Linked DNA regions of Mus musculus: all the other regions are linked to region 3. A link is a loop called in an ENCODE intact Hi-C map of the cell type or tissue named here. Cell type or tissue: heart. All regions are shown on one strand. Each heading gives the region's core, and the rest is flanking DNA. Links, peaks and the distances in the headings are about the cores only.

Region 1 (7,524 bases), core at 1,075-6,074, 150 kb before region 3:
AGGAGACAGGCTGCTGGGCCTCCAGTGACCAGGAGGCAGAAAAGCAGCTGAACTTATTTCTCACTCCCGAGATCCCTGATTCGTAATGCCCCGAGGACCTGCAGTTGTCAAGGCCCCTAGGGCTCGGGGCTGTCACCCTTCATGCTTAACTAGTTCCTAGGGACTGTAGTGAAGATTAATAGATGCCATGGCCTTCATTGTCATCAGGGCAGAGATGAAACTCAGCCACACATTTGACAAGGCGGCTGGCCTGGTGACTAAGGAGCAGTGGAGTGGAATTCAGGGGTCCAGACCTTTCCACGCATCTCCACTGACTGGTAACCTTGGAAAATCATTTATTTCTGCCCAGTACAAGTCTGTCTCCTGTGCAGCCCTTCTATTGAAAGAGAGCCAGTTGAGCAGAGGAGGCTTTCAGTGGCCCTTCCATGACCAGATCAAGCCCAGGTGTGGTCAGGAAGGGCTTCTAATTGAGCCCGAGGTTTTGTACGATTTCGTTTTCCAACCAGCTACAGACACAGTGTCACTATTGGCAGCGTTGTCTGGTGACCTTGTTTCCCACACGATCATGGTCCTTGCAGCCCTAAACCAGCTCTCTAGGGCACAGTTCTGATCTCCAGTGGGCCCCATGCCTAGGTAACATAGCCCTGCGCTCAAGTGAAAAGAAGGAGAGAGAGAGAGGCTGGAAAGAGGCTGGGAGCTTGTAGGCATGTGTGTTTTACTTTGTTATTTCAACTTGATTTTCTAAAATAAGCATCCTCCTTTGCCCCATCGTACAGAACCATACACGTGATCTGACTTATCTCCCTAGCCAGCCAATTCAAAAGAAAGTGCCAACAAATCTTTGCTTAAAAAAAAAAAAAGACCATTATATTTTAGGAGAACTAAGGGTGACAGAAAGGAGAGAATCCAGTCCCCGTGTGGACAGCCTGTTCTCAGCATGCATCTTTGCACCCGTTAGCCTAGACCAAGGTTATATGATGTCACTGCCCATATGTGGTAAGATGGGCTTTGGGTCACACAGACAATGAATTGACATTGCACCCCCAACCCAAAAACAAATGGAGAGCTTCTATGACATGTTTCTTTCACACATCCATCTGTCCTCCCGTACGTCCATCCATCCACTCATCCATCCATCTACCCACCCATCCATCCATCCACCCATCCATCCACCCATCCATCCATCCATCCATTCACATCAGAAAGGAAAGCCTGTCTACTAAACCTGCAGGAGTGAGCCTGTCCCTAGGGCTGCTGAAACGCCCCACCCCCATTGCTCAGCCCCCAGCAAGGATTGCCTTTTGTCTCCAGCCAGCTTATCCAAGACAGTTGCTGCCTCACTTCAATTAAGTTTGAATTAATTCTTGCCGGTTTCCTTTACAAAACATCCAGGTTTTAATTGTTTCACCTAATTACCGGACGGTGACCCAGATCTGAGACCTGACACAGGTGATAGGAAACAATGGGCTTCCTCAGATCATATTTGAGTGTTGTCTCCCGAGCATCTTGGAGAGGGATATTCCTCCTCTTTGCTCCCGCTGATTTGTGGGTCTGACCTTCCAGGCCCTCGAACAAAATGAAGTTTCCCTATCAGATAAACACACCCTGACTCAATGAACAGGCCTCAGGCTTGGGATCTAGAGTAGCTCTAATTGTTCTTCAAAGCCAGCCTGGGACATATGTCTGAGGCAACGAGGAAAATCTGAACCGAAACTCACAATTTTGTATCTTCCCAAATTGTGCAGGAAGCTTAAAGAGTAGAGACCCGCACACTGTGTAGCTGCTAATTATAGTATTCATTTCTAGCTACATATTTGTATGCAAATATCAGCCTGTATAAATTTGGCATTGAAAGCACCCCAAGGCTCTAGCCTGGCAGATGGGTATTGGATCACAATGACACTTAACAGTACCTGGGGGCCTTGGGGCCAAGCAGAGGCTCGGAGCAACAGGAGAGCATCCGTCTTCCCTCTTCCGAGATGACAGTGTGGGCTTTATACATTGTTCTGGCTAGGAAATATTTAAGAGGTGGTTTGGAAAAACACTTTGGGCAGATAGCCAATCTCCCTTAATGTTCTGCAGACGGTCTGTAGACCTTGGAAAGTAGGACATCTTTAAATCACTTTATTTTGCTTTATTTTAAGTGGAGGAACATCGACATAAGCCGGGGGAATCTCGAAGCCCACTCTGTGGATTCACGGAGCCTCTAGCGGGAGGCAGGAGGCAGGTGCTAGCGGAGGGCTGTATAAACCCTGGGATCAATTTCCCATCTTTTTGTCCATGAGGAGGATGGCAAAGCTTTCTTGTCCTTATCCTTTCTTACTTTGCAAAAGAAAAGCACTCTTGCAGAGAATAAGATGAATCTTGTGCTTTTGAGAGACTGCTGGGTAGAGTCTTGGCTGGGCTATAAGCAAGTGCCACAGTACCCCTTTGCAGAGAGTGTGGGTTTGGGGAGCAGCCCAGGGAGATTGTTTTTTTTTCTTTTTCTTTTTCGGGCTGCACCCAAGTGCAGGGATGCAATTAAAATCAAATGACAAGAGATTCCAAAGGAAAACACCAGCAAAGGAAGAAGGCGTTTGAAGAAAGAAGAGTCCCGTCCCCGCCCCCATGCAAAAGGCATTCCTAGTCAGAGTGGTGGAGGGGCTCTTGGACTAGAGCCTCTTACAAAGAGACTTGGATTATCTGCAGCCATAATTCATATGCTCACACATTTGGAAAGATTTCAATATCTGCCCCCATGTAAATGGGCTTAAAGGGTCCCTGAACCGTGAGCACAGACTGGCTGGGCTTAGGAATCTTTATCCTTTAAGGCAGAAAAATGAATTTAGGAAAACGAAACCCGTTCTCTCTTACAGACATCCAAGGATGTGTGTTACTAAGCGGCTTTTATGTTGTATTCTCTGGTTGAAAACTTCCTTGCCTTGAACTGGGGAAAGTAAACACGCCTGGTTTTTTCCCAAAGTCTTAGGTAAATGAATAAAACTGGGCAAAATATCAAGTGGATATATTTTAATTTGTCACAGTTTCCAAAGAAGTTTAGGGCAGAGCGCTGGGTTCTCACTGAGCTCATGGTGTCGCGCCTGATCCCAGGCCTGGCATCTTGACCTTTCCCTGTGGCTCTTCCCCAGTTCCCATTAGTTTTCAAATTTAATCCTCAAGAGTAGAACATTCAAAAATGTTTAGGGACAGTTCTCTGACTGGGAGAACATCATGAAGAGGCTGAAACTGCTTGGGGGAACTCCCCTCATTCCAAGCTCTGTACTTGAATCTAGCCTGAGTATCATTTGAATGAGACTTGGGACTGTTCTAAATCCTCTCTACATTGTCCTATGGGGGCTAGAGTGAGTGCTCTTGTTTTCCTCTCATTGCAGATGAGGAAACTGAGGCCTGGAGAGGCTAACAGGCATCAGAACCAAGGTGACCCAGCCAGCAGGAATGAGAGTTACTGGTGAGGCCATGGGGATGATACTTCCCCACGGTCTCTTAGATCTGGGATGACTGGCATCGGACAGTATTTCTGAGATCTAGGATGACTGTGCCCTAGGCCAGCATCCGTGGTACCCAATCCTGCTCCCACAAGCAATTCAGGACGATTTCTGTTTCCCCATTCCATGGTCGATGAGCAGCATCAGGCTGGAAGGAGTCTGGGAGGACTCAGGGAAGACAGAGAATGACAACAGAAGTGAGCTGACAGCCTGACGAGAGGGATGGAGACAAATCTCAAAGGCAAGCCTGGGACTGTGCACCAGGTAGTCCCGAAATAGATCAGGCCTGAATCATTAAGCAGCTGGAGTTTCTCCCAGATCTTCTTTTTGGAGAGGCCAAAAGCCACTGGTGAGCTAAAACCACCCTTTTGTCTTTAAAGGCATGCACAGCACGCATATGGCAAATTAATTTCTTCGTCATCACCACAGGAAATAGCCTCACGGTGCCTGCCAAGTGTGCCAGAAGGAAGTCTCCACCTTGGCTGCTTCCAAGGCCACAGCAATCAGTGTCACCGGCTTGTGCTCATGCTCAGGGTCCTTCCTACAGTTGTTCTCTCAAATTTCATTCTGTAATTCCCTAGCCTTTCCTACACTTGGCTGCTCTCCACATGTCACCCTGACTTTAGTCTTCCAGGAGACTTATTTTTATAAACTAAAGATAAATACAATATTTTATACATACCCAGGTTGTCAAGAGATAGAGCTGGGACCCAGAACACAGGGTCTGACATAAGATCGACAATGGGTTCCTGAGAGTTTTCATGTGACCTAACTCATTTTTAGAAACCAGATTATACATATATATATTTTGCTTATGCATTTTTTCAAAGGCATGTTACAATTAAAGTGGGTCTTGGGTTTTAGATTCTGTTTTGTTTTGTTTTTGTTTGTTTATTGTTGCTTGGTTTGGTTGGTTGGTTGGATGTTGCTGTTTGTTTGATTGATTTTTTTTTTTTTTAGTTTTCCTTCATTGTGTTTCTTTTACATCATGCCAGTGCGAGGCTATTGAGTCGGTTATTGGTCATGGCATGCTTTCCTGACACTGCAGTTCAGGTGTCTGGAGCAGAAGGTTCTCCGGTCTTGAGTCCCAGCAGGTCACATGGCTTTGTAGAGCTCGAAGAGTAGAGTCACATAGACTCTCAGCCAGCCTTGTCGATAGAGGCTGAGTCTGGACATCAGCCTGGCTAGGACTTGAGGCCCAGGACCTGCTCCTAACAAAATTTCTGGCTCCTCCACTGTTACAGTGACCTATACTTTGTGAAACCAAACTTATTGTCTTGGGTGGACACATGTCTCTTGCTGCTAGGTCTACTTTGGAAGGTGACATCCATGTATTTAAAGTCCAGCTTAGGAACAATTGAAGCCCCACTTACTTCTTACCTGGTGCTGTTTTGTTTTTCCCCAGAGAATCCATTTGCCTTCAATTCCTGAGAGACCCCAGTTTTCATTGGGGTTTCCATGGCACCAGGGAAGGGGCTGCCAAACCCGGCTCAGAAGACCCAACCCCGGCAGTCACTTTCCACATGTAAACCTACCTAAGGTTGCCAGAGAACTTCTCCAAATACTTGCTGAAATTTCTGGACAGCTGGTGGTAAGCTGTAAAGATAAGAAATCTGGATCCTGGGTAGTTATTTTGCTGTAACTGTAAAAAGAACAGAGATAGTGTGGATCCATCTGCCTGTCACCTATGCTCAGGGTGGTATGCTGGCTTCTACATGGCATCACTGTAGCAAACTGCAACCCTGGATCACCTCAAAGATCACTCTAGAAATGGAGGTGATTCTAAATAGCTCTTACGTTTGCTATGTTGGTCCTGAGAAGTTCTGAAGTCGTTTCTTAATATGTCACTGTATCTTGGCATTGTTTGAAGCCATCCCATGTTGGTACGTAAAAACACATTCAGGTCCCTTTTAAAACCCATCTCTTGATGGATAGTGGGGTATCCCCAGTTGTGAGTATTGTGAATAGAGAGTTATGCTGGACTTCAGCTCACCCATAGCATTTCTCCACACAACCTTGGCTGTGAAAAAGTTTTATTTCATCTGAATTCTGGCTACTGACAGTGGTTCTCCTTAGAACCTGGACTTATTGTATCTGGGCCAGAGAGCTATGTCTGCTCCTCACATCCATGACAGCATTTGGTATTGTCGGATGTTCATTTTGACCCCGTGGAAGGTGTATTGTTTCTCATTTTGGTTTAATTTTCCTTTCCTGCGGTAGTAATGCAAATGAGTAACTTAGACTGTGTTTAATTGACTTTTTGGCTTTCTTCATTTGTAAAGAACCCACTTAAGCACTTTACACATCTGTCTATTGACTTGTTTGTCTTTTTCTTATTGATTTGTAGGCCTTCTTTACATAGGTCGGCTCCTAATCGCTCTGTGCATTAAATCTACCGCCATTTGTCTTGTCTTGTGGATTTATAAGTCTTTCTTGACCCCATAATGTAAAAATAACTCGTTGTTATTATCATCTAAAAACATTGGAATAATTTAAATGATATGAGTTAAATTTTGGGAAAATATTGGAGATATAAATGTTCTTATTTAAATGAACAGCCAATTCTCCTAATGACATTGTCCAGGACTGTCTGCTTTCCATTGACTTGAAATATTGCTCTAAAGTATTACCGAGGTAAGCACTTTTAGGCATGTTCTCCTGAGCTCTTAAACATTGGCATGCGATTCCCAAAGATGACACAATTATATCCCACCTTGAGTTGAGCCCTTTATTAGTATACTTTCCCTTGTTTCTTGAGGTGGGTGGTTCTTTCACTGGCCCAAAACTTACTGCTTGCCCGTGTCTGTGGTCAGCAAGTTCCACCGATCTGTCTGTCTCTGTTTTTTTGTTTTTGTTTTTTGTTTTTCCAGTGATGGGATTACAAGTGCACACTACTGTGCCGGGTTTCTGTGGGTTCTTGGGATCTAATTCATGTTCTTATGCTTCCATGCCAAATATCTTACCAACTGAGTCATCTTCCTGGCCTGTCCAGGAGTTTTGAAGAACATTATTTACTGCAGACATATTTCCCTAAAGGTGTGTGTGTGTGTGTGTATGTGTGTGTGTGTATGTGTGTATGTGTGTATGTGTGTGTGTGTGTGTGTGTGTGTGTGTGTGTGTGTGTGTGTGAAGTCAATTTCTAGGTACTAAATCTTAGTGGAGGCCTTGGCCTTGGTGAGGAGGGGATATGGCCACCCTGAACTTTGCCATTAGAATCTAGTTGCTGCACCACCATCCACAGCTCCCTGGAGAGAGCAGACACAGACTGTGAGGGTGCCAGCATCCTCTTTCCTAGAAACTCCTATGATAAATTCCCATCTCCCAATCTAAAACACCCTGCAGAGTCAAGACATTTGACCCAGATGGGTGGCAGAAGGAGAGCCATCTACCTGGACTCTGACTCTATGTCTGCCTTTGTTTTCTGACCTGCTGGCCCTGCTGTGGCTTGTCAACATCCATTGAAGTGATTCTTGGTAGTCATTCTTTAATCTGGGCTGGTCTCTTCTTTGGTCACATAGAGGCAGCTTCAAGAGCTCTTCAGGCAATGTTGGTCTTCCAGGATTGCAGAAGAGACTGGATATAAACTTTATAACCTGACCTGTTTCTTTCACACTTGACTTCGGGGCTCTTTGGAAACATAGCTGCAGATGTAGGTGTCTTGTGCCTTGCTATGTTTTTTTTCCCTCACTGTAAAACTTGAGTTCTGTGGTGAACAGCAGCAAGGGGTCCATTGAGTGGTTTAAGAACAAATATAAATGATGTCTGAGCATCCTTTTGGTGTGACTGTGACCTTCTAGACACTTTGTTGGCCATCATCTCAGTGAAACAAAATGGTGTACCAGTTCTGCTTATTTCGTACAAAAACTACTACTTCAGTACTGAAGGACGACCAAGAGACTCTTCCATTGCATAGTGGTGGTGTCTTTCCTTCTGTTTTTTTTTTTTTTTTCAGGCTGTGTTGGGGAGCTGTCAGGGAGGAACCAATGTATTTAACACAGGGTACACATTGGGGCAGGTGCTACCAGATACCTTGAGGACT
Region 2 (7,524 bases), core at 1,075-6,074, 160 kb before region 3:
CAGGTGAGGCTACACATGAGGTTTAAGAGCCCAAATAATTTCCAGTCTTGACTTCCTTGGTCACAGTTGAATAATGGTCCTTATATTGCACAGTAGATCCTCATAGTCGGCAGTATAAAAATCAAAACTGTAGATGACGTTAGAATGTTAAGGACTTGGCTCCATTACTGGTGAACTTCCATTGTTCCTGTGAAGAAACCTACTTTCTGGTTTTGTTTATTTGTTTGCTTGCTTTTAATATGTCTTCTTTCCTCCTTACCTTTGCAGGAAATGGTTAGAATCTCGCCTTTAAAACGTCGTGAAGCTACACCTTGTACAGGAATAAGTGTATTTGTTTGATGGACTGAAACTTAATGACCATTGGTCTTTAGCTCTGAGGACATTTTTAGAAGACATCACAGCCCTCTCTCACAGTCATTCATTCCACTCTCCCTTGAACACACCCCTGCCCAAACGTCGGACCTTGCTTCATTCTCTGAAGCGTCTTATCATTTTCTATCCCACATTTCATCTTGTTAGCATTTGTGCTTTCCTACTTTTCTGATTTCTTCAGTTTTATCTTCTACGTCTGTGGTAGCATTAAAAAAAATACTTCTTGAACAACTGTTTCAATTAGTAAGATCTTTATTGTTTTCTTAATATTCCTTTTTTAAAAAATCTTTCACTGTTTCATGTGGGCACATGTCTTTCATCTCTGAGAATATTAATATGTTATTAATATCAATGGAGGTTTGCCACTGGATTCTGTTCACTTTGTTTTCTGAGAGTTCTTTCTCTCATCCTGTTTGTTTATTTTGATGTTAATCTTTCAACTGAGTGCCTTTCTTTAAACATGTGAGGCTGCTGGTTGGCTGGTGGGAGATGCTGGTGAGCTTATTGGAAATCGGGCATATGAAAAGGGCTTGTTGGTGGTGACCTTGTTACCTGGCAACAGGCTGAACAGACACTCCTCTCAGGGTTGTGCACTTGTCTGGAGGACATCCTCTTCTGGATGTACCAGTGTCTTTAGACAGAAATGCCCATATGGAGGATGGACATCTTCAGAGCACAGAGGAAAGGCCAAGTAGGCATGCTAGACGCGTCTCATGTAGACTTAAATGTCCACTTTCAGTGTGCTGCTTTGCTAACATCCTTGGGTAGCCAGGTGAACCAAACCCAGTTCCACTGTGATGCAGCCTCTCTGGAAAGTGTTCTGTGCAGTGGTGGAGAAGGAGAAGTGGGTAGGCAGTGTGGTGGGAAAGAAGAACCTATGGTCTAAGGAATTTTAAAGTTTGTCTGTCACTTCTATCTTTGTGGCCATTTTCTGTACTGATGTGTCCAGCGGTAACTTGTGCCTCCAATCTAAGCTTTTCTGGAGTCCTGCAGCATCATGAACGACTTTCAGGGGTTGCAGCTTCAGCTCTGGTCTATCTTCCGTGTTTAAACTCACCCATCCATCATCTACCACTTGGTATCTTTTCTCACTGGCTGTCATGTCCTATTGTCTCTTGTTTGTTCTTATTAGTTCCTGATTCATAATTCCATTGCTCTCGTTGAAGTGGTCTTTCAGGAAAGGCTAGCCATAAACAAGTGTGTTTGTTCTGCAGCTGAACAGAAGTTCTGGTTTACTTCTTCATTTTTGACTTAAAACTATTTCTTTTAGTGATGAAAACGCTGAAGACATAAGAGTTTATTTAAAAATCAGTTAAACATTTCTACAACTGGAGAGGGGATAGATATATTGAGGTTCATTTTCTATCTCTCTTATTTTATATTGCTCCCTTTTTACTATAGATAAAAGAAATATTGTTCTAGTGACTAAGAGACCCTCATTCTTGGAATGTCTAATCAGGGAGAGAGGGATACCTTTGTTTATCAGTTTCCTGTAACAAGGCAACATTCACACCTGCTCCTAGTTGGCTTTATTTTCTGTTTATTTTATCCAGATGACCCTTGACCATGAAGACAGAATCTTAAAAGAGCAGCTTTGTTTACTGGCACTGCCAATCTATGTTGTATGACTTCACATGTCCGGTTTGGGATTGGTAATGTGACTTGGGCCAAAAGTGCTCCTGGCTTTAGATGAGGCTTTATTTGGCAATCTTGGAGAAGTTGAGGATACACAAGTGTTTCCCTGAAGCATTTGCGACTGCTTCTTTGGTTCAGCCAGGGACAAAGGGCAGGTCCTTTTCCTCCTCCTAGGGCGTGGAGGAAAAGCCAGGCTCTTCCTGGGGCTGGTGATCCTCTGTAGCCTGTTCTAGTAGCTTCCTTGGAAACAACCTGACAAAACAGATTTGACTCAGCTAATCAAAAGCCTTTCTTGGTGATTCTGTGTTTGCAGATAAATTGTCACAGGCGTCCTCAATTCCAGGATCATTGTATCCTGCGAAAGAGTTCTAGCATCATGCCACAAAGTTAAGACTGAGTCAGTGTATATTAGTGTCCCTTGGTGAGCCTAGTTTTTGGATGTTTCGGAAACTGAGTCTTCACTTGGATAACCTCGTGACCAGCGTGTGCACCTCTGCACACACAGCTCAAACCACTGGCAGCCCAGTGGTGGGGGCACAGGTCGGGGGTGGGGGTGCAGAAGTCATCTTTTCCCTGCTTGGGAACATGTGGGTTCCACCTGTATCTCTCCTCACAGCAGCACATAGTGCGACAGCAGCTTTGCAGAAGCAAAGGAGGGAAACTCTATTCTTTATATTCTTCATAGTTGAAAGGATTATAAATAACTTCGTTATCGCCCCTGGCTGGTGGAAAGGCTGGAAGAATGGACTTCCCTCAAAACATCCATACACAACAAAGCAACGTAAGACAGGAGCAGCTTCCTTTTATCAGAGGAATGCCAGAAAACAGGAAGTCTGATATGCGTGTGGAAGCTAGGCAGCTTGGGTGTCTCCAGCATCTCAAACTTCCTTCATCAGTCTATCCTTTAATGTTTATTTGTAACCAAGGTGACTAGATTCTCCCATCCCAGTTCCCTGGGCTCGCTTGCCGTATCTCTGAGGACTCCTTGCTCAGACGTTGCTTCTCCTCTATCTGGATAAAGCTTTTGCCTCCCCCTTTCATCTGGATGACTTACTTCTCCTTCCCAGAGTTCCCCCAGCCAGTCTTATCGTGAGGAGCTGATTTTACTAACTAGAAGAAAGTTGAGATGGAGCCTCCATAGTTCCCAATGCCACCATGTTGTGAGTTAGCACTCAGACATTGCCTCCAACAGGTAACACCCCACTTCCAGGCCTCTCCGAGAGACACAGCCTGCCACCCTGGGCTTGACCCTCTCTACCTGTTATGGTATCTTCATGCATTTTCTCTACTCCCTTACAATGCTCTGGCCACTAGGGGATGGGCTATTGTTACCTCTTCGGCTTCTATACTTGAACTGGCAGTATCAAAGAGCTCACTCTGTTCCACTCTCTCACTAGACTTTGTCTGTAGGACACATCCCTCTTAACTGAAACTTCACAAGGCCTTTCCCCTCCATGGGTCCATCTGGTCAAAATGGGTCTGTCATGGCCCAGAGGGAGGAAGCTAGACTGCTGTGTTTCCTGTGATAGACACTGGAGAAGGCTTCTGAAGTCATCTAGATTAGTGTCTATTATGTCTAGGCTCTCTGCGATGGCTTTTTTCTTTTGCAGACTATGCTATAATCCTATGCTATGTGTGATCATCAATCTCCAAAGCACATTATCAAATCTGCACATCCATGAAGATACTTCACCTCTGACGTGAGAGGATGCTATGGCTGCCATGGAAGAGCCAGGGTGACACCAACCAAAGACTTAGGTTCACCTGGATTTTGTTTTTGTGTACCTGTGTGTGTGTGTGTGTGTGTGTGTGTGTGAAAGAGAGAGGGAGACAGAGACAGAGAGATCTATATAACTCAGGCTAACCTTCAATTTGCAATGCTCTTGTCTTAGCCTTTTGAATTTTGGTTTGCAGGCAAGTACCAACACACCTAGTTGTATTCATTGTGTTGAGTTTGTATGTGTGTAAGTGCGGTGTGAACATTTGTGTGTTTGCAGGTGCAATGTGTGTATGTTTAAAGGTCAGAGAACATTCCAAGTGTACCAAGCAGGCTGGGCTGGTTGGCCAAGGAGTCCCTGGGATGTGCCTATTTGCACCTCCCCAGTGATGATTTGATAAGCACATGTTACCATGCCTAGTCTCTCTGCTTTTTTCTTCTCACTTATGTTCTACAGAACTCATCTCCTCATGCTTTCTTTAATGACAAGGCCATCTCCCCATCCTGTGTGCTCATTTTTTTTTAATGGAAGCATGTAATATGGCTTCCATCAAGTGGGCAACTGGCACGGGTTTAGAGGTCACATTCCCCAGCCAGCTGCTGGAGAAGAAAGAACCGCCAGCAGCCAAGGACTAGAAAAACCACTTGATGAACTCCTATTTGTGAGCAGCCACATTCCCCATTCCAGGCTACTTCCCCAGTTTGACCATGCTGTTAGCTGTTAGCTCCTGAACTCCTCCGTGCAACCACAGCTGGATGGGGACAGGCCTTCTGCAGGCCAACACTTACAAGGAAACTCCCTTCCTGCAGAGCTGAGGCTACAGGCTCCAGCTGAGCCCTGCTTAGAAATGATTTCATTTCTTCCTGCAACAACTTCCCTGGATGGGTCCCGGGATCCTAACACCCACGTTTACAGATGAGAGAGAGCACAGGCAGGGGAGGTCGCTTGTAGAAGGCCACACACACAGTAAATGACAGGTCTGGGATTTGAAGAGGGCTCCAGATCTGTGCTGTGTCACTTTCAAAGCCCTGTTCCACTAGGGAGAATGTCTTGTTTGCAACTTCTAATAACGAATTCATGATGGAGCGCAAGGGTTTACAATATTCCACTGAGTGTCTATTTGTATTCAAACTGGCTATGTTTATAGTTTGGTTTTTAGATATGTTCACCCTTGGAAGGACAAATATGAGAGAGAATGCTCATCTAGGGAAGTAGCAACAGGGTCAGTGGAACCTGTCCCAGGGAAGGCAGGAGACACCATGACGCTTCAATCACCCTGGCTCTTGCTCCACCTTGTGTTTACCGATATTTACAAATAGTATTTACCCACTGGCTCATTCTCCACTTTGTTCCATGTCAGACTGCAGGTTCCACCAAGGCAGGGAGCCTGTCTACTTGATTCCTCATGGTGTCTCCAGCTTCTAGCTGTGGCAACTTGCCAATGGCAGTATATAATTCTGGTTGAGCGTGTCCATGAGCTAGTACAAAAGACACACTGATCACCTTCCTGGATTTTCCCTTATCCTTGGAAAAGTTGGCTAGAAGTAAAAGGAGACCTCCAGTATCCTAGAGGTGTCATAGCCAGGGTGTGGCTACGAGGCACCTCATGGCACTCCAACCAACATCCTGCTCTTGCGTCCTTTCTTCCTCCTCTTCTGAGATATTTCCTGAACCTTGGTGTGTGTGTGTGTATGTGAGTGTGTGTATGTATGTGAGTGTATGTGTGTGTATGCATGTGTGAGTGAGTGAGTGAGAGAGAGAGAGAGAGAGAGAGAGAGAGAGAGAGGCCCCACTTAGAACTGAACACTCAGTCTGTTATTTTCATTCCTTTGATTAGTAATGAGACTCTGTTGTACTGGGGGCAAAGGTATAGGGAAAATTAGAAGGGAAAACATGAAATGGATGTCATTGTGTTTCATTGGATACATATATGAAATTTTCAAAGAATAAAATAATAAAAAGATAGTTGAAGAGTACACACAATTGCTAAATTTGAGAATTTAAAAATGTTGATTCCTATTTTTCAGGTTGTGGACATGTCATTAGCATTATTATTATTATTATTATTATTATTATTATAGCATTTATTAATGAACTTTCTCTTAGATCTAGTTGCAAATGTGATTATTTTTTATTCCAGGGAAAGCAAGATGAACTCACACTAGCACCGCTGTGTTGGGTTTCTCTCCTCACCCAGGGTCCCTGATGGAATGCAATGCACAAACCAGCTTAATAAAAGCAGGGAGATGCTCTCTGATGAGGTATGAAGTCATAAAAGGAAATTGTTCAGCGCCAGGAGACTGACGTGTTTGCGTTGGTTCTCACGGGCTCTAGTGTCGTATCGCAGTGTCTGTGGCCCTGTGATGCCCGGACAAGTGATGGAAAATCAACTTAAGTCCGAGGAAATTAGCTGTTTTGTGATATGGAAAGTCCTAACTCTGCATAGCTGTATCCACAGGACTCATCAACACCCCCCCCCCAGCCCCTTGTTAAAATGCAAAGAATAAATATCTGTGGGCTTCTCTGCCAAAAATGAGAAGTGAAAAGTCTATCTATACCACCCTTCCCCCAAGGCTTGGGGAGCATTGTAGAAGAGGGGCCAGAAAGACTGCAAGAGCCAGAGGCTAGGGAGGACGAAAGGGAAACAATCTTCGGGACATGGCAGGATTGCTGGCTGCACTCAGCCACTCTCAGCAGCTGAAGTTGCCTCCACGAGGTCAAGCCAGTTAACATTCCAGCACAGCGACTGGAGGGGTTCACCAGCTCCTACCTGAACATGAGTTGCTGTGGACAGTGGACAGTGATGCAGAGAGAGGGCCAGTTTTTCTTTAAGGATGTAGCTCTTGGTACATCAATCTTGTACCAGTGGAGAAGCCCACACACTTGAGTACATGGTTAATAGAAACTTGACTCAGTGGGTTACTTAAAAAAGGATGGGGAGGAGGAGGAGGAAGATGAGGAAGAAGAAGAGGAAAAGGGAAAGGAGGAAGATGAGGAAGAAGAGAAGAAAAAGAGGAGGAGGAGGAGGAAGAGGAGGAGGAAAAGACAAAATTTGAAGGTGATGGATTTGGGAGGAATTAAGAGATATAAAAATGAGCAAAATATGTTGTATGTACAGATAAAGTTCTCAGATAATTAATAAAATATTAAGCATATTGAAATGAGCAATGCTGTTTTTTTTTTTCATTTATGTATTTAAAAAGACACAGTGGGGCTAGAGCAATGACTCAGCCAGTGAGATGGCAACTGTTGAAGCGGCAGCAGAGCCTTGGCTCACACCCCTGGTGTACAAGTGGGAGCTCACAATTGTAATCTCACTACCTGGAGCTTGCTGACCAGCCTGTCTAGCCAAATTGATAAGCCCCAAGTTCAGTGAGAGAATCTTTTCCTGCTCCCCTCCACCTTCTCTCAAGAAAAAAGGCTGGAAACCTAGAGAAAGATCCCCCAAGTCAACCTCAGGCCTCCACACATGTCCACACATGGAAACATACACCTCCATATGAGTGTGCACAGAGGCATGAACATCTATACCACACACAGAGAGCCGTGAGCGTACAATAACATGGGCACGCCCACATAACAAACAAAAACGAGAAAATATCCTAATGTATGAGCTCCTTCATGCTAGCAACTTGGGAAGCAATTGGCCGAGGATCCCTGCTTGTAGATGGGTGGAATGCGTAGTCCCAGGCTGCTGATCAGAGGCCACTGCCTGCCAGTGCCAATGCAACTCTGCTTTTTCTATGGGCAGAAGAACTGTATGTCAGAGAAGCCTCCTGTCTGGATGCAGTATGCGCCT
Region 3 (7,524 bases), core at 1,239-6,238:
ATGTAAAACCTAAAGTCTTAAGTTTTTTTTTTTTTTTTAAACTTCCATATTTGTTTAGTATATACTTGCTTGGTTACCTTTATCCATCTGGAATTTATTTGGTTATACCATATGCCAATATCCTGAGACAGATTTATTTAACGAATGTGCATATTTCCTCATGCTATTTATTAAACGTGGCTGTTTGTATACTCATTCCTTTCCTGTGGTCTCTGAGTCGCCCTTTAAAATGGAAAAGCCATTAGTTAAATGAGAGTCTTTGTGACAGCGAAAGCTTCCCTCCATTGTTCTTTGTCTCCCAACAACTTTGTAGCTGTTCTTAGTTCTTTCTTTAGAACATAAATTTTAGAGTGGCTGTCAGGTGCTAAGCTGTGCCTATGGATGACACTCGTCCTTTCCATTGGCTGGGAAACAGTTCCTTGTCTCTGCACCTAGTCTCTCATGGCGCTAGCCTATAAAATTTTAGTCCCACTCAGAAAGTATTTGTAGTCTTCTTACTGTGAATTTAATATGTCTTGTCTGAATTTTGCATCTTGTTTCTTACGAGCGTTATCTTCTCCAGTGATATCTGTAAGTTACCAGTTTTCTTCCTATAGATAACTTGATCTGACTGTTAAATATCCATATTAATCCTGAGAGTTTCTGTGCATGTGGCCATACTACATTGATGATAATAGCTCTGTGGTTTTTATTTTCCACATATTTATTTTTGAGACAGACTCTCCATGGAGTTCAGGCAGGTTTGGTAATTGATGTGTGCTATGTTTGAGGATGGTTTTGAACTTATGATCATCTTGATTCTGCCTCCAAGGTGGTGAGATCATAGGACAGGTGTCCCCTTACCATGCTTGCCAATCACTCTCGATTTGTTTCATGTTTGAAAATGGCTATATGTTGCTGTGTCTGAGAACTCAGAATACTATGTCTAGTGAGTAACCATTTCATGACAAAACAGGGAGGTTGGGCTAATGTGCTTATTTTCTACTGTTTAAGTGTTTGATCCATAGAAATGAAGGAGTGTGATTGTTAGGGACCAGGTGTGTCTTCTGCTTCCAGTCCTCAGTGCTGGTTGATCCTATCTTGAAACCCTGTGTCTTCTTTGCATTTAGAAATGTCTCACCTCTTTTCAGTTTCCACTTTGCAAAGTGAACCAGGGAGACATTATAGACTCTATTGTTTCAGACTATTGACTCCATTCCTGTTGACATTGGGTGGAAAACACGCTATCTGTTATTACTATGCCTTTATTCCCGTCTCAACAGGAACAAAGCCATTCTTATTGTACTAAAAGGCAGCTTTTCTCCCTTTGCAAATGGTTGGCAGGGCAGGAACAGACAACCAGTGCAGGAATTCCAAGTACATATGACAATATTTTCTGGTCTTATGACCCAAATTCAAGCCACATTGTCTCCTAGTCTATCCACCTTTGTAGGTTGTAATGGTAAGAAACTGCTTGGGTTTGATTTCTGCTGAGCAGTTTCTGTCTTTGAATGGGGCTGGACAGCTATAATGGGTAAAACTAAAGCCACTGTCTTCCCTCTACTAAGCGGATCCAGGAGGAGCTGCTCTGTGCAGTCGCTGGTTGTCCCAGGTCATAACACTGGTGGAGGCATCAGGGACAGGTGGGACATCTTTTCGCAGGAGACAGGCTGGTGGGTCAGATGGAAGCAACCTGTCCTTGTTCACAGGTTGCTTACCAGACTCTTCCAGCTTTGCCTGCAACATCCGCTACACACAACCAGAGTCTCAGGTAGTGCCATATGGTTTTGTTCTTCTTAATGCAACCCTTCAGTAACACCACATATTTGTTTCTCAGCCTCTTAGACAGAGGCCCATGGCTGTAAAGAAAATACTTCCAGGCAGTCTCCGGAGAGGAGCTGGTGTGCGACCATTTCATGATAAAAGGGACTATGAGCATCAAGGCCCCATGCACTCACTTCCCTGGCTCCCGTGCAATCTTGTTTGATGCCATGTTTCACATTGGGAAGCAGATCCCTCCTCTGCTTAAAAATGAGGACCAAACACCCAGCTTCTTGATCGAACCGATAAAGCCAGCCACAATAAAAAGAAACAATACATAGCATTCATTATACTGCTGAGTGGGGAGTTTGTTTAAGACTTGGGCCCTAAATGGTCTTTCATCCCAGGATGCAGGGTTTGTGATGATGGGAGAGAGCCAGCTCGTCCGTCCCTTATAAAATCAGTGCAAATACGAACAGAATAAAAATGGTTAAAGGAATCTTGTTACAGATTCTGTTTATTCCACAAGGATTTGGGGACCGGCCGTTAGTCATTAGGCAATGACTCTATTTGGGGCTTGTTCTTGGAAAAGGTGCCTCTTATGGAGGGAAATCAAAGGTTAAAGAAGTAAACAGAATTTAAATATAGTGAGTTTTATTCAGTTTTCTATTGTTTGACTTAACTGCCTTCTAACGGAATAAAAAAAAAAAAAAAAAAAAAAGACAAAAACACAGCCTGCTGGATCTAGCCCAGGGTTAGGAGAGGCAAGCTTTGGAATCTTGCTGGGGCTTATATATAAAATATTGTTTTGATTTGGGGTCCCATGAAGTGCTTTGGGTTTCAAATTACCATAAATCTCAAAGACTTCTGCCCACTTGTGCCCCTGATGGGCACCCCGGCTGCAGGTAACAGGGCCATGATTAAGAGAGTGCAGGATAAGGAGGAGAGGGAGGGGGAGCGGGAAGGGGAGGGGGAGGGGGAGGCACCGGGTTTTCTTTGGGCACCTCGAGGAGCTCAATGTTAGCTCAATTATTGGTTTTCTGAAATATGCCCCCGTGCTTTATTCCGATCAGATTTCCTGCATCACACAAGCCTCTGGTGGATAACGGGACAATAGCCCAGAATAAATCTGTCCTTGAAATGTAATCTCCACGCCTGTGTGCGGTTAAGAAGAACACACCTCCAGTCCTCTGATAAGAGCTGTAGATCTTCCCTAACTGAAGTGGGTTTTGTTCGTTAATTATCTGTCATAGAAAACTCGCAAACAGGCAAATGACTAGGCAGTTGGTATTTATCAGCATGTTAAAGTAGTGCTCTCGCTAGCCCAGTGCGATGAAATGCTAATTTCTTTAAAAAAAAAAAATCCTCCACTGTGGTTGTTTTGGGAGCTAGGAGTCCACTATCTGCCCTTCCTGGTTGTAGAATTTCTAACATCATTCTTTTCAAAATCTCTAAAGCTTTGCGGTGGTGTAGTATGTGGACACAGCCCCCACCCCTGCCCCCGCCCCCGCTCCAGCAGCTCTTGGCATTTTTTTGTCCCCCTTTCCTTTTCAGCTTCAAGAGGTCCCCATAGAGAGGAGGTTAGTAGATGACACTGGACTCAGAACTTTTTCCCAGTGATGGGGGCCACGAAAGCAGGAAACAGGGAACACTTCTGCTGTGTACAGAAATGGGGGGGGTCGCCTGTCTCCTGAACGATGGGGTGTGTTTGTGCTGAACGTGAGCCATCAGATAGAAGTCCTATAAAAATAGGATGGCTCTCTGCACTGTAGCCTTGGCGGGGCAGGATTTCCTAAGTCTTTCTCTGTATAATAGCCAAGGGGGGAAAAGCCAGCAGCAATTCACAGAAGAGGTGCAGGCAGCCTGCGCCTTGTTTATGAGGAAACAGACCATCTTGAAGTCACCTTTTTCCTTTCTTTCTAGAAATCGTATTGTCTGGCTGAGGCCAACCCTTCTGATCTGGGTGTGTACCTCTTGGAACAGACTCATATCCTGAGGAAGTATCCAGGAAATGTTTATTCTTTATTTCAAAATTAGCTTTTTTTTTTTTAAATCAGAACTTCTCATTAGAAAAGAAGCAAAGAACACAGAACAACATGTTAGATAAAAAGTTACCGCCTCTCCCGCGAGTCCCCATCCATCTGATTACCAGGGGCAAAGCTCTGGTCCCTAGAGGTGTCCAGTGCTGGCTGCTGCCTCCCGCTGCAGTCTTGCACGAGAGAGGAAACGTCACATACATACCACACTAGCCCCTGCTCTTCCTTTTTGACTAACATTTCTTAGATTGTTGCTTTTTATCTATTTATTTAGTTAGTTTTCATGTCTCCCTGTGAACTCCACCCATCGGTAAATAACGTTTTTTAGCACTCAAGACTGATATACTTAACGTGAATATAGTGATATTGAGTTATTTTCAGTTCCCATTCTTATAAAAATAGGCAGGTAAGAAAAAGCAGCTCCAGGTCTGGCAAGAGAGCTCAGCAGACAAAGCCACACAAGCGTGATGAGCCAAGTCAGAGCCCAAGAACCCACATAAAGGTGGAGGAAGAGAATCAATGTCACCAATTGTCCTGTATTGTGCTGCGGCACAGTGTACTCCACCCCTACATCATACACACACAATAAAAAGTGAAGAGGTTTGAAAGCTAGTACTTAGGAACTTGGGTTTTAGGGCAAGCAGTGTGTTCGGCTTGCTCAGTTGCCACGGGACTCTCCTTCCTTTTTGGTTTCTGCATCTGCGGCATTGTCACCAAAGAAACATCTGTCATGTGGCTGTTGGCTGTTGAGAGGATGACACTGTGAAGTGTGAGTGCTAGAGTAAGCTGTGTGTGTGAACCAGAGAGAGACAGGGAGGGGTGGGGGGAAGGGAGGGAATGAGGGAGGGAGGGAAAAGAAGGGGAAGAGCATGTTTGTATAGTAAGGAAGTACTTGTGAAAAACTAAGTCTTGTGGTAGAAAATTTAAAGCAGTGTTCGCAGCTGACCCTATGTGGTCGCTGGAACAGTCCAAGGGTCTCTTTGCAGGACCAGATGTCCCACAGCTTTGGCCAGGGACGATAGTTACCAGTGGCTGGTTTTGCCCCGCCATTTGCATTCATGCTCTTGTAGTACTTCTGCATCTTTATTGAATTACCTCTCTTGACAGCTCGTTCATCTCCTTAGGCATTTTACCTTTGGGTCTGCCAAACCCATGGACAAACACGTGTCAGACACCCCACCCCCACAGCCTCTAAAACATCCCCTTAACCTGCCATCAGTGCCTTTAGGAGACCTCCAGATCTTTGCGCCTTGACTTGTGTAGGGTCTAGAACTTGGCCCACCCTCACAGAGTTTTCCACATGTTATGTTAGCTGGCATCATCAGTTGCTTCCTTGTTTTATCTGTTTAGCTTTTGAAGGAGAAAAGGGGACAATTATAACCATTTTAGGCATTTCCAGTTTAAGAAACTCATGGTTCTTTAGGAACCATTATAATTCCATTTCAAAAGCCCAAGTGTTTGGCCCAAGTGAAGTTAATTCTGGTGTGAAGCAGAGGCAGTGACTCAGTGCTGGCTGGCTGCCCTGACACCCTATGGCCTCTTTCCCCTTCACTGCTTGGAATGGTTCTATGCAACATGGAAATCCCTGTTTTATTATTTCTGGGTTCTATTATTTTCTGTATATTTACTTAATTATTCCTATGTCAGAATCTTACTGCCTTTTTGTCCCCAAGAAAATGATTTTTAAGTTATTATCATGCTACAAAAATTGAATTTTGTATTGTCTCATGAATTTAACCTCATTGTATATAGTAGCTCAAATGGCTCAAAATAGTTCCAATTTGCCATATGTCTTGAATAGAATCCTTGTATACGGCTGTTTTAGAATGATGCTTGAAAGTTCTGAAGGAATTGTGATTTTTTTTCTAACGCATTAATTTGGGAAAACCTTTAAGTGTTCAGTGTCCACACTGTGTTCTATTTGTTTATTTCCTCCCAGCCATCTTGACTGAGCCTCTTCCTGGCTTCCTCCTGGCTAAGTTTACACCTGAGAGTCTCACCTGGATTCTTGCTGCTGTTTGTGGCAATGATGTTTTTGGTCTCTCTGTTTCTGTGGAAACAGGACTTCTTGAATAGTAATTTCATAGCCAACAAGCTCCTACAACCGGCATATTCCTAGTAGTTGTAGTGCTTTGATGAAATGTCCTCATCAGCATAAAGTAAGGCTGGCCCCTTCCCTCGCCCCATCCTACCTAGCCCTTCTTCCTGCAGATTGTTTTTATTGTTTGAATTTTTTTCTTCTAAAGTTACATGCATTCAGGTATCTATTTTTCCCTTTCAGGAGTGCTTTCAGATACATACTTTAAGATATAACTTTTTTTTCTTATTCACTGTTGAATATGATATTCTTCTAATTCATAATAAACTAGTAAGGGAGATGATAAATAATAATAAACCTCACTAATTTTCTTTGATCTTTTATTTCTCATTTCCACTTTCCTCTACTTTGTGGATGAGCAGACCTTCTGTGTCTGTTGTTTGAAGATTACTTACCACTTTTCCTTTCTTTCTCTAGGAAAAAACAAGGAATAAAGATCAGGCCACCAGTTACTTCTTACATGGAATCATAGTCTAAGGTTGGCATTCCAAAACATGGCAAGACACACGAGGCTGTGCACTGTCTTTCTGGTTTAGTGCTGGCTTCTTTAAGCATCACCACTGTGTGTTTTGGTTTCTCTTCACCTGAGGAGTACATGCATGTGTATGAAGGCAAGGCTAAACCTTGGGTTTCATCCCTCCCTTCCCCCTCTTCTCCCTTCCCTCTCTTCTCCCCTTCTTGTTCCTCTCACCCATCTCCCACCCCTAATCCTTTCACTGACCTGGAGTGGACTGATTAGAGTAGAAGACCCAGGGACCTACCTGTTTCTGCGTCCCCAGCATCTGGATTGAAAGTGGCTGGTTAGTACAGCTGGCTCCTCACAAGGGTTCCGGGAGCAAATGGAGCTCTTCATGCTTCTAAGGCCAGCCCATTACCAACCCAGCCATCTCCTTAGTCCCCTTAAAGAACTGTTTTACGTTTTGAATTCAGTCACCCCCCTGGATGTATTTTGATGTTGACAGTCTTGTATACCTCTCAGCCAATGTGTTTTCAGAAACTTGATTTCATATGTATTGGGGACTCTTTGAAGAGTCAATGGTAGACTTTGGGCATGTTGGGTTAGACTCAAGGATAGCACTCTGCTTGGTTCCCATGCACTTTCATTTAGCTCCACATGGCCCTCAGTGCTCCTGAGTAGCATTTCGTAAACTTAGGGGGGAGCTCTTCAAGTCACTATCAGTAATTCATCCAACCCACAGGTTGCTTCTGCTTGAGGCTTGCTTCCAATTGTCCATTGGAGCTATGCTGTGTCTTTGAGTACACAGAGAGGCAATCACTAAAGTGCTTTTACTGGGTAATGGCTTCTTCCTCAATGGAGGAGGAAGGTTGGTTGCAGTAAGGAATTAAGCAGATGGATTTAAGGCCATCACTCCTCGGTTCTTTTGGCAGGGACAGTGCCCTGGATCATTCTGATGGCATCGTCACCAAGTCCTTCAAGGCTAAAGGGGAACAGAAGAGCAGTCAGAAGAATATGACAGGAGAAGACTCTACTGCCCATTGCTGGGTGTAGAGGTGAAAGATGCGGTCATATGCCAAGGAAAGCTTGTGACAATCGCAGAGACAGCTTCTTTCCTATAGCCTCAAGGAAGTCAACCGTGTGGACATTACATCATCAGCTCTGAGAGGCTCACATCTAATTTCCAGCTCACA

The links. Hi-C counts contacts between places; a loop is a spot of excess contacts. Peaks named below come from ENCODE experiments on the same cell type or tissue, not always from the same donor. Only the 100,000 strongest peaks of a DNase experiment are listed, where the experiment ranks them.
Region 1: it touches region 3 in a loop (3-fold over the local background); 4 of 42 quality-filtered maps call a loop at or near these places.
Region 2: a loop joins it to region 3, with 11 times the contacts of the local background. A loop is called at or near these places in 4 of 42 quality-filtered maps.

What each region holds. Positions count from the first base shown.
Region 1 is chr7:136,835,573-136,843,096 of GRCm38, reverse strand. No RefSeq gene overlaps it. Among named protein-coding and RNA genes, the nearest start is that of Mgmt, 55 kb to the left of the region's middle. In heart, for the core only: no CTCF peak of the experiment used is centred there; a DNase peak (open chromatin) is centred at 3,886.
Region 2 is chr7:136,847,536-136,855,059 of GRCm38, reverse strand. No RefSeq gene overlaps it. Among named protein-coding and RNA genes, the nearest start is that of Mgmt, 43 kb to the left of the region's middle. In heart, for the core only: a CTCF peak has its summit at 3,327; DNase peaks (open chromatin) are centred at 2,149 and 4,529; H3K27ac peaks cover 491 bases.
Region 3 is chr7:136,685,845-136,693,368 of GRCm38, reverse strand. The region is part of intron 4 of Gm6249 (predicted gene 6249); the gene reads left to right. Among named protein-coding and RNA genes, the nearest start is that of Gm29978, 9.2 kb to the right of the region's middle. In heart, for the core only: no CTCF peak of the experiment used is centred there; a DNase peak (open chromatin) is centred at 3,588; H3K4me3 peaks cover 864 bases; H3K27me3 peaks cover 616 bases.